Regions from separate parts of the Homo sapiens genome. Here region 1 is linked to region 2. The links are chromatin contacts, found by Hi-C or POLR2A ChIA-PET in ENCODE. All regions are on one chromosome and are shown on one strand. Each heading gives the region's core, a stretch centred on a gene start or an enhancer-like site at or near the end of the contact. The rest is flanking DNA. Distances are from core to core; before and after follow the strand shown.

The links. A loop is a pair of places that touch in the nucleus more often than their neighbours do. ChIA-PET counts read pairs that join two places held with the same protein, here RNA polymerase II (POLR2A). Pooled maps may share reads with other maps.
Region 1: a loop to region 2 is called in a pooled map, with 2.9 times the contacts of the local background. The contact joins two enhancer-like sites. A Hi-C loop is called at or near these places in 2 of 50 pooled maps. POLR2A ChIA-PET finds 5 or more read pairs at or near these places in 2 of 52 experiments (HEK293 and HepG2).

The regions. Positions count from the first base shown.
Region 1 is chr15:42,032,462-42,036,758 of GRCh38, reverse strand. It overlaps a transcript of PLA2G4E not described here. Among named protein-coding and RNA genes, the nearest start is that of PLA2G4E, 14 kb to the right of the region's middle. RefSeq lists a silencer at 3,238-3,297. Within about 2 kb of position 1,283, at least 6 of the 41 ENCODE cell types and tissues checked have a DNase peak (open chromatin) inside an H3K27ac peak, as active enhancers do.
Region 2 is chr15:41,954,973-41,959,626 of GRCh38, reverse strand. All of the region lies in intron 1 of EHD4 (EH domain containing 4), which reads left to right. LOC124903477 (a long non-coding RNA gene) reads right to left here. Exons shown (of 2, transcript XR_007064603.1): 2 at 2,962-4,373. Among named protein-coding and RNA genes, the nearest start is that of EHD4, 15 kb to the left of the region's middle. RefSeq lists an enhancer at 2,234-2,353. Within about 2 kb of position 1,431, at least 4 of the 41 ENCODE cell types and tissues checked have a DNase peak (open chromatin) inside an H3K27ac peak, as active enhancers do.

The sequences.
Region 1 (4,297 bases), core at 34-2,533, 77 kb before region 2:
GCAGCTCCATCCGCCCCTCCTTCGCAGCCTGGGGCAGGGGCTCCAGGTCCTGGCTGGGCCCCGGCCAGTGTCCAGGGCAGGGGCGACACGGCTATGAGCTCCCTTCTGTTGCCCTGGCAACCAGGGGCGGTCCAGGGTGGTGTGGATGGCAGGCCCTGGCCCAGCCTTTGGGAGTGTCAGGCTAGGCGGTCACCCAGATGCAGGGTGGACCTGGGGACGCGGCCCTGAGCAGCGCCGAGCAGAGCCTCCACCCGAGGCACAGGAACCCGGCATCCTCGGCGATGGCAGCAATGGCTGCCCCGCTGGCTGGTCCCCAAAGCGGCACCGCTCCCACTTTCAGACCCGGGCCCCAGAAGCGCATCCCCAGTTCCCCCTCCTGGGGCTCCTGCTCCCAGTGCAAGAGCAGCACCGCTCTGGGCCCAGTTCCACTTCAGGGCCCTGCTCTCCCCAGTCGCGCTGCTCCCCAGCTGCGCTGCTCCTCTGCCAGCGGGCGACCTGGCCCAGCCCCATCGCCGCGGCCCCCAGGGCGGTGGGCTGCAGAGGAGGCTGTCGGCCTCCTCCCCGCACCCTCCCTGCTGCGGCCGGTGATGGCAGCGGCCGCTCCAGATGGTCCGCCGCTGCCATCATTAGGAACAGCTTAAATGTCTAACCCACAAAATCATAAGTTGTGGAATAGGTCACAACTGTGAAAATGAATGAACCATATCTATTGTTAACCAATATAGGTGAATCTTACAAGCCTAATGTAAAGTAGAGAAAAAAAACATGTTTATAGCAGAATGGATATTTGTATGTTACCTAGCTTATATAAAGTTTAAAAACGTGAAATAATTCCAAGTATAGCTCAGGAACACACACATAGGTAGAGAAAGAGTAAAGAAATGCCTGGGAGTGATAGACATGAATTCAGGTTGCTTTAAAAAAGTATAAAGCAATATATACGATATACAAAATGTATAGAGAATAATAAAATGGATACCTATGACTCCACTGCCCAGCCTTAAAAAATCACACTGGTGACAGAGTCAAAGGCCCCAGGGTGCTCCTTACCCAATCACTTCCCCTCTCTCTCTTCCTAGGGATAGTGTTTAACCTTTGGTTAAAAAATTAACCTGAAGCCCAAGTGCCGAGCCCATCTGCAAATTCTTATCCTGATTTGCATATGACATGATTTCCATTTCCTGTGGCTGTTTTGCAACATCCCCTGGGCCTGCCCCATCCTGCCTGCCTTTCCCTTCCTTCAACTGAGCCTTACTCGCTGGGAAAGCATGGTTGCCTCTCCCATTCCCAGCAGGAGAACGAGGGTGAGTCCCCACTCTCTAGCCCCTAGGCATGGACAATAACCAACGCTTTTCATCTGTCCCAGTTTACAGGTGTTGAAATGTAATGTTTCAGGTGCTGGTTGCTCCTCCCAGGATGGGGAGAGGCTTTCCCTATGCAGGGGATGTCACCAAGGCAGTAAGGTATGTGAGTGGTGGGTAGACATATGACAGTGTTGACTTCCAGTCAAGGACAAATGAGAGATCAGAGCAAATCCTGGAAATGAGGCGAGAAGAACAGGAAGATGAGAGAAGGAACTTGGAAGATCTCTTCCCCCACGATTCGGAGAAGAGGGCTCCTGAAGGCAAATGTTCAGACATGTGCCTCCCACCGTAGATGTGCCCTGGAGGAGCATATGCCCTAATTTAAAGGCATAAGGGACTCAGTTCAGGGGACAGTGAAAGGCATCACCCCTGTGATCCCCTGCACAGAGCCCAGAGTACAGCCCTCCTGCAGATGTGGCAGCCAGGCACATCAGGAGTCTGTGTGGAGTTCTGTTCAGGCGCAAGTGGCAGAGTAACTAAAGCTGATTTCAAATACGCTTAAGCAAATAAAAAGCCTTTATTGTCTCATGTAACTGGGAAGTCCAAGGGGCATATAGGCTTCAGGCATAGCTGGATCTAGCAGTCCAGATCATGTCCTCAGGATTTTGTCTTTTTTTCTCCTTCTCTCAACTTTTTAAGGCTGAGTCCTTCCACATGGTGACAAAGATGGCCACCAATAACTCAAAGCTGACCTCTTCTTCTCTCTCTTTCTCAATATTCATATAATCCTTAAAAAGAGGACGTAGAAGAGGAGGGGGCAGAGGAGGAGATTTAATTGTTCCTGAACCAATCACTGAGTCTAAGAGGATGAGAATGAGACTGGCCAGACTGGTTGGGGCCCACCTTTGAGAAAGGAGGATGATTCCCTGATGACAGCTCCATAAGATCCTAAAGGAAAACGGTGCTTTCTTATCAGAGGAAGGGGAAAGGGACTCTAGGTTCATGTGTCCACTATACCAGCATCCCACATACAGACACAGTCAACCGTTAACCTCAGGACTGGCTTATGTACTCAGAATCAGCACATACAGATTTTCTTCATATTCTCCAAAATAAAATCAGAAAGTAATCAAATTATTTTGCCTCAAATAATTACAAAGCCTAGGAGTACTCCGGGTCTGGCATACCAGGTATGTCTCTACTTCCAAAAATACTTTCAAGGGAAATTAGAAATAAGTGATCTGATCATCCCAGTTTGCCTGGAACTTTCCAGTTTTAGCACTAAAAGTCTTGAGTCCCAGGAAACCCTTTAGTCTTGGACAAACCAGGATGTTTGGTTACTTTCAAATGAGTCTTTGGTTACTGTTTGCAGCAGACAGTTGCTGAGGGCTACGAGGCAGATACTACAGGGGGTCAGGTCTGTGCTCTTGGAGCCCAGAGTCCTTCCCTCTGAATTTCTACATCACCGGAAAAAGGACTTGAACTCCTCTCTCCCACTCCACCCAATCCCTACACATCCATGTGCACAGAGGGAAATAGCAGTTGAGAGAGGTGAAGTGTCATTTGCACCTTGGCAAGGGGTCTCTGCCATGCTGCCAGCTCCCCTACACAGGACAGGAGGCTTGAGCCCATCCCCACCAGGGCCCACTCCACCCAGGGCCAGGGGCTGCTTTCACAGGCTGCGGGGCGGCAGCAGGGAGAGGGTGCCAGGTGGTGGCTCTTGTCCCTCTCCTGCTCCTCACAGACCAGAGGACCCTCTTCTGCCTTTGGTGCTTGATCATCCATGTGTTCAGCCTCACCCAGGTGCTGCCCAGATGACAGAAACCAGGACTGCAGAGTCACCCCAAAGGACCTGCCCCTCCCACCCCACCCACCCAGGATGTCCTTTGCCCCAATGCCTCCTCCAGGTGCCTGGCATCTCACCATGCTGGCCCTGGAGCCCACTAGTCACCAACCAGACAGAGTGCAGAGGCTGGGCAGGGCCCCTCCCAGAAGCCCTCCCAGTGTCATAAGGGCCAGCTCAGCCACTCCTCTGTTTCCTCAGTGAAAATTCTTTAACTCAAACCTTAAAACCAACAGTGTGGCACTGAAAAAATCCCCAGGGTATTTTGCCTTTACTGGCTACAAGACTTGCATTCATTCTTGTCTGGCAGGGCAAGCAGGGCCAAGGCTCATCGGGACAGCCAGAAACCAGGCTCCAGGACCACAGGCCCAGCACCACAGGGCTGCTGACTTTAATCCATCTCGGTGCAACTGGACTTTATTCTCCAGCAAGAGCTCAGGAGCCTTCTTCCTCCTAAAGGTCAAGGCAAGAACACATAAGCGTCCGCTCCCAAGTACTCTCACACAACACACACACTCACACAATATATTCACACAGCACACTCATACAACACACACTCGCACACTTACACAACATACCACTCATACATGCTCACAGCATACTCACATACATACCTGTTCTCACACTCACACACTTCTCACACACTCACACACACATGCAGTGGGGAGGGGTGGGGGAGTCCCCTGCCCTGGATCCTGCCAAGAACAGGCCACAAATTCTGTTTTCACGTAACCCAAATCTCGGTCCCCTCACTAAATATCAGCCTATTTTTAGTTACTTAAAGCTCTTTCCTGGCTGTGTTCCTCCTTTCTGACATCAAACACAATTTTTAGTCTGTGTCTTACCCCACAAATCTCTCACCTTATTCTCTTCTCTGTGCCCAAGCATGGCATAGCCTCACCAGGCAGCAAGGAACAAGCCAGGCCCCAGAAATCAGCAGTGAGAAAGGCCTCTAAGGCCACTTGGTTGGATGGTCCACACCACGGCTGCCTCTCAGACTCACCTGAGATGGTGAAAATATACAGAAGTCTCCCCACCCGGTGTTCTGTCCACCCCCACACTGCCTTCCTAAATGCAAATGGACATTGACCTAAAGTCAGTAGGGAGCCAAGGCCTTCCTCAGCTGTGCTGTCCTTGTCAAACCCAGGAC
Region 2 (4,654 bases), core at 182-2,681:
TCTTCCTTTTCATCCCTCTCCTAGTGAAATAGTGGATCAAGTAAGTATTCTGAAGAAAAATATATTACATGAAACTTTCCAAAACTTATTTTAAAAATGTTTCAGGCAATAGCAATGAATTGAACCCCCAAACTCCATGCACAGATGCCAAGGTATGCACGAACATATTTTAAGATCTCGTTTATCATCACACAAACCATTTCTTTTTTTTTTTTTTTTTTTTTTTTTTTTGAGACAAAGTCTTGCTCTGTCACCCAGGCTGGAGTGCAGTGGCACGATCTCGGCTCACTGCAAGCTCAGCCTCCCGGGTTCACGCCATTCTCCTGCCTCAGCCTCCCGAGTAGCTGGGACTACAGGCGCCCGCCACCATGCCTGGCTAATTTTATTTTTGTATTTTTAGTAGAGACGGGGTTTCACCGTGTTAGCCAGGATGGTCTCGATCTCCTGACCTCGTGATCCGCCCACCTCGGCCTCCCAAAGTGCTGGGATTACAGGCGTGAGCCACCACGCCCAGCCCACACAAACCATTTCTTTAGATTTGGCTTGATAATTTAAAAATAATGCTCATACAACACTCAAAATATATGTGCCGTATTATTTTTAAAATCTTACATTTGTGTATTTGTTATGATTCACAGGACACGTTCCTGTAAACATTCCCAGTGGAACCCGTCGGCCTCTCAGGCTCTGATTTAGGGTGGGTGGTGTCCTCATAAGACTAGTAAGAAATCCTTCATCTTAATAAACCGCTTAACCCATTTGAGCCTTAGTTTCCTCATCTGTAAAATAGGGATAGAAATAGTACCTGCCCATAAGGTAGTTAGGATGAAATGAGACTATTCATGTAAAGACTTTAGCACATAACGAGTCCTCAAGCGTTAGGTATATTTATTTAAAGTGTAATGCTTTGCCCACTACTCCAGCATTTGTTTGAATAATGTGCCACTTAGATTTGTTTGGTTTTTATTCATTCTTAAGCTCATCGTTGAGAAGATGGTGCTTGGACATATTGAGAGTATCTCTGTTTTCAATATCTTGAGAGTTTTTTTTCTTCCCCTTGTCATAAATGACATTCACTTCTATGAAGTGAAAAAAAAAATTCTAGCCTAAGCAATGAAAAAAAGAAGACACCATCCATATATACTCTTGCATCAAAGTAGCTCTGTGAGCTTGGGCTGAATGCTGGCAACCGGGGTACCCCAGAGCCACTTGGATGAGTCTGAACTGGGGACCTCATCGGACCAGGACAAGGGGATGTCAGGTCTCCCATCCATCCCACCATCCCTTCCGCCCAGCTGCTTGGAATCCAAATGTCCATACCTTTTTATGTGGCTGGCTTGGCTCGAGAACCTTGGAGCAATCATTGCTGGAATTGGCAGGCCTCTCCGAGAACACAGGAAAGGGGGAGCAAAGTGGAGCCAAGGACAAAAATCAAGTCTCCAAAGCACAGGATGCCTGTGGAGGGGCTAATCAGCTCTGAATCACGGTGGTCTTCCTGTGTCCTCTTGTTCCTTTGAATTGTTGTTATTGCAGATAATACTAGAGTCCCTGAAACTCGTAGCTTTGGGAAAGCCTCTGAGGCACTCCCACCGTGAGAAATGTCTAACACAGTTGATCAGGCTGTCTATCCCGTGTGGCTGTGTGATTGACCCATTTATGCACATTGCACCTCAGCATCAGCTCAGACTCTTCCCTTCCAGCTTGCTGTGTGTGGATCCATCACTTCATTCTCCCTTTTTCCATGTCAGATACTTGGTGTCTTGGTTGTTCCGAGTTCCCTCACTGCACTGACATGTACCTGTTTACCCAGCAGTGTAACAGATGAATCTGAGTTTCTGCAGTCCCCCAGTGAAAAATCTTCTTCAGGGCAATCAGCTTAGAGTGTCATATGTAAAGTCAGGGATCTGCCAGGTCCTGCTTAGAGCACCAGGGAGCTGGGGGCAGTGTAGGACCCCAGGGTGATGGTGCTGTGCCTGGTGTAAGAGCAGAAGTCTGGGGCCAGGAGAAAGGGGCTGCAGGTTCTGGATCCTGCATGGCCACCCTGTGAGTTTGACCAGCAACAAGCCATGTTCCTGCACTAACCCTCAGTCTTGTCGCTTGTAAAGATAAGAGGCTGACTCAAATCATTCCTACCAGACTCCAGGTTTCTAAAGTACTGAGTATATAGACCATGCCCTGCAGGAAATGACAGCCCAAGAGAGGAGAGGAAACAGGCCCTCAAATAACACCAGCACGAGCTGTTAGAGGTCAACTCCGCAAAATCCCCATTTGAGTTTATTTTTTCTTTATTTATTTAGAGACAGGGTCTCACTCTGTCACCTAGGCTGGAGTGCAGTGACATGGTCACAGCTCACTGCAGCTTCAACCTCCCTGGGCTCAAGCGACCATCCCACCCCAGCCTCTTAAGTAGCTGGGACTACAGATGCACGCCACCACACCTGGCTAATTTTTGTATGTTTTGTAGAGACGGGGTTTCTCCATGTTGCCCAGGCTAGTCTCGAACTCCTAGGCCAAGCGATCCTCCCACTGCGGCCTCCCAAAATGCTGGAATTACAGGCACGAGCCACCGCTCCCAGCAAGACCCCCATTTTAAAGGCTTCTAACACATGGTGTCAAATTGCTTTTTAGTGAAGTTAGACCAACTTATTCCCCCACCAACATATATAAGGGTGTTTATCTCACAGGACCCTTGCCAGCATTGATGATTCCGAGTTTTCAAAAATTTGTTAATGTGCTCTGTCTTTACTGGTATTTCTTTGATGGTGAAATTGAACACTGAATGTTAACTTTGTATTATCTGTGAAAGTATCACCAAACAAATTGATAATGCAAGCAAGCTTTATAATACAGTAATTCTTCCTAATTCTAGTTCTTCCTCTGTGTCTGAGATCCAGAGATTGATTTACCAAGGTCACAGTCAAAGGGGGACACCTTTGACTTCAAATTATTTCACACTTGAAGCACACTTTAAAAATGATTTATTGTTAAAGGTCTGTCCAGTAGGGTCGCTACTTAGAAAACTCTGGCTTCGATTGCAATATAAACTTGAATGTAGGAAACATCTGCTCTTCTTTAAACAATTTTTTCATTTATATTTTTCCTTGAAACCCCTGTTATTTCAAAAGTAGTGGGATTTGCTGTACTTGTACAGGAATGAAACATCAGAAAGTAATTCAGGCACTCCTCGACAGTGATGTCTGACTTCAACACCTGTGCTGTGTGAGTGATTGTCCAGCTGGGGGACTCACTGCTTAACTACGATATCCGTATGCTCACCTCCCTGGCCCGGAATCTGAAGGGCCTCCTCCTGGCCAGGCTTGGTGAAGGTGCCGAGAAGGGGCCGTGTTGCCGCGAGCCACCCAAGGTGGAGCTCCACACCGAGCTCTTCCCCAAAAAGCACACGCTGCAGTTCTCGTCTGGTTCATCCCTTTAATCAGTGTGTGTGACCTTTTGTAGGCCGTCTTGGCCAGCCCACCGTTGCTATTAGCACTGATTCTGGAGCAAAGTGCCTGTCAAGCTTCAAACCCACTCCCGCACCTCACATTTTCGTGAATTGCGAACTGTGTGTGCTGCGGGGAGCTGGGCGACACTGGCTGCTGTTCTCCCAAGCCCCTCCCTCCCCAGCAGTCTCTCCTCCCTCAGTCATACCAGCCTCCAGACATAGCCCCATCCAGGCCACAGGGCGTAAAAATCAAACTGGACGTGAGTGGAGGCAAGAGTGTGATCTGGCTTTGAATTCCAGCCTCGCTGCTGAATGTCTTCACCCTTGAGATCCCAGAGGGGCTGTAAAACCTAAATTCCACATTCCCATGGGTATATGGAGTCCACACGCTCTGCATCCACTCCATAGAGGCTGGAGTTTCACAGAGTGGGCATCCCTCACAGTAACTTTTACCAGCATTTCTCAGATTTGTGTGGAATGTGTAAGAATTGATCAACACGAACATTTCTAGGCTATTAGGGATACAGAGGTTTTGATGGAGAAACTCTTGAAGATATTTTAAAAATTAAAGCTGAACACATTTTGAAACGGTAGCACCTCCTGAGCCCAGCTTTACTCCAGGGAGAGTAGGGAGAGCTGGCCCTTGTTGTCAGGGTAGCCAGAGGACCGTGCAGGGGGACATTGTGGAGAGCTCTTCCCCTCAGCTGAGAGGAAATGGGGGTCCTCGTCCCTCATGCCAAGTGACACACCCTGGGATGAGGCCCTGAACTTTGCTTTGCTCTTCACCCCTGAGCAAACCACTAACTTGAGGCCATTTCTGAAGACAGTGCAAGTTCTGGAGTCTGAATGCTTGCATTCCATTTCCACTCGAACATCCGCTGTGTGACCTTGGGCAAGCCGCTTGGCCTCTCTGATGCCCCAGTTTTCCCACCTGTAAATAAAACGAGGGTAATGTCATCATCCACCTCAGAGCATGAGGTGAAACAATATAGAAGGCTCAGCGCCATATCAGGAATATAGCAAGCACTCAGTAAATGCCGTGTGCTATTAGCAGATTTTTTTCTCTAAATTTAGAGATAAAAGATATCATCAGATTTACTGTAAATTTAGGAGACATATTTTAATGGTGTATCTATTCTGGGGTGCCACAACTTCACAGAAACGTAGAAACTTTGGATGAAGTGAAAACTAGCAATGACATCAATTAAAGGT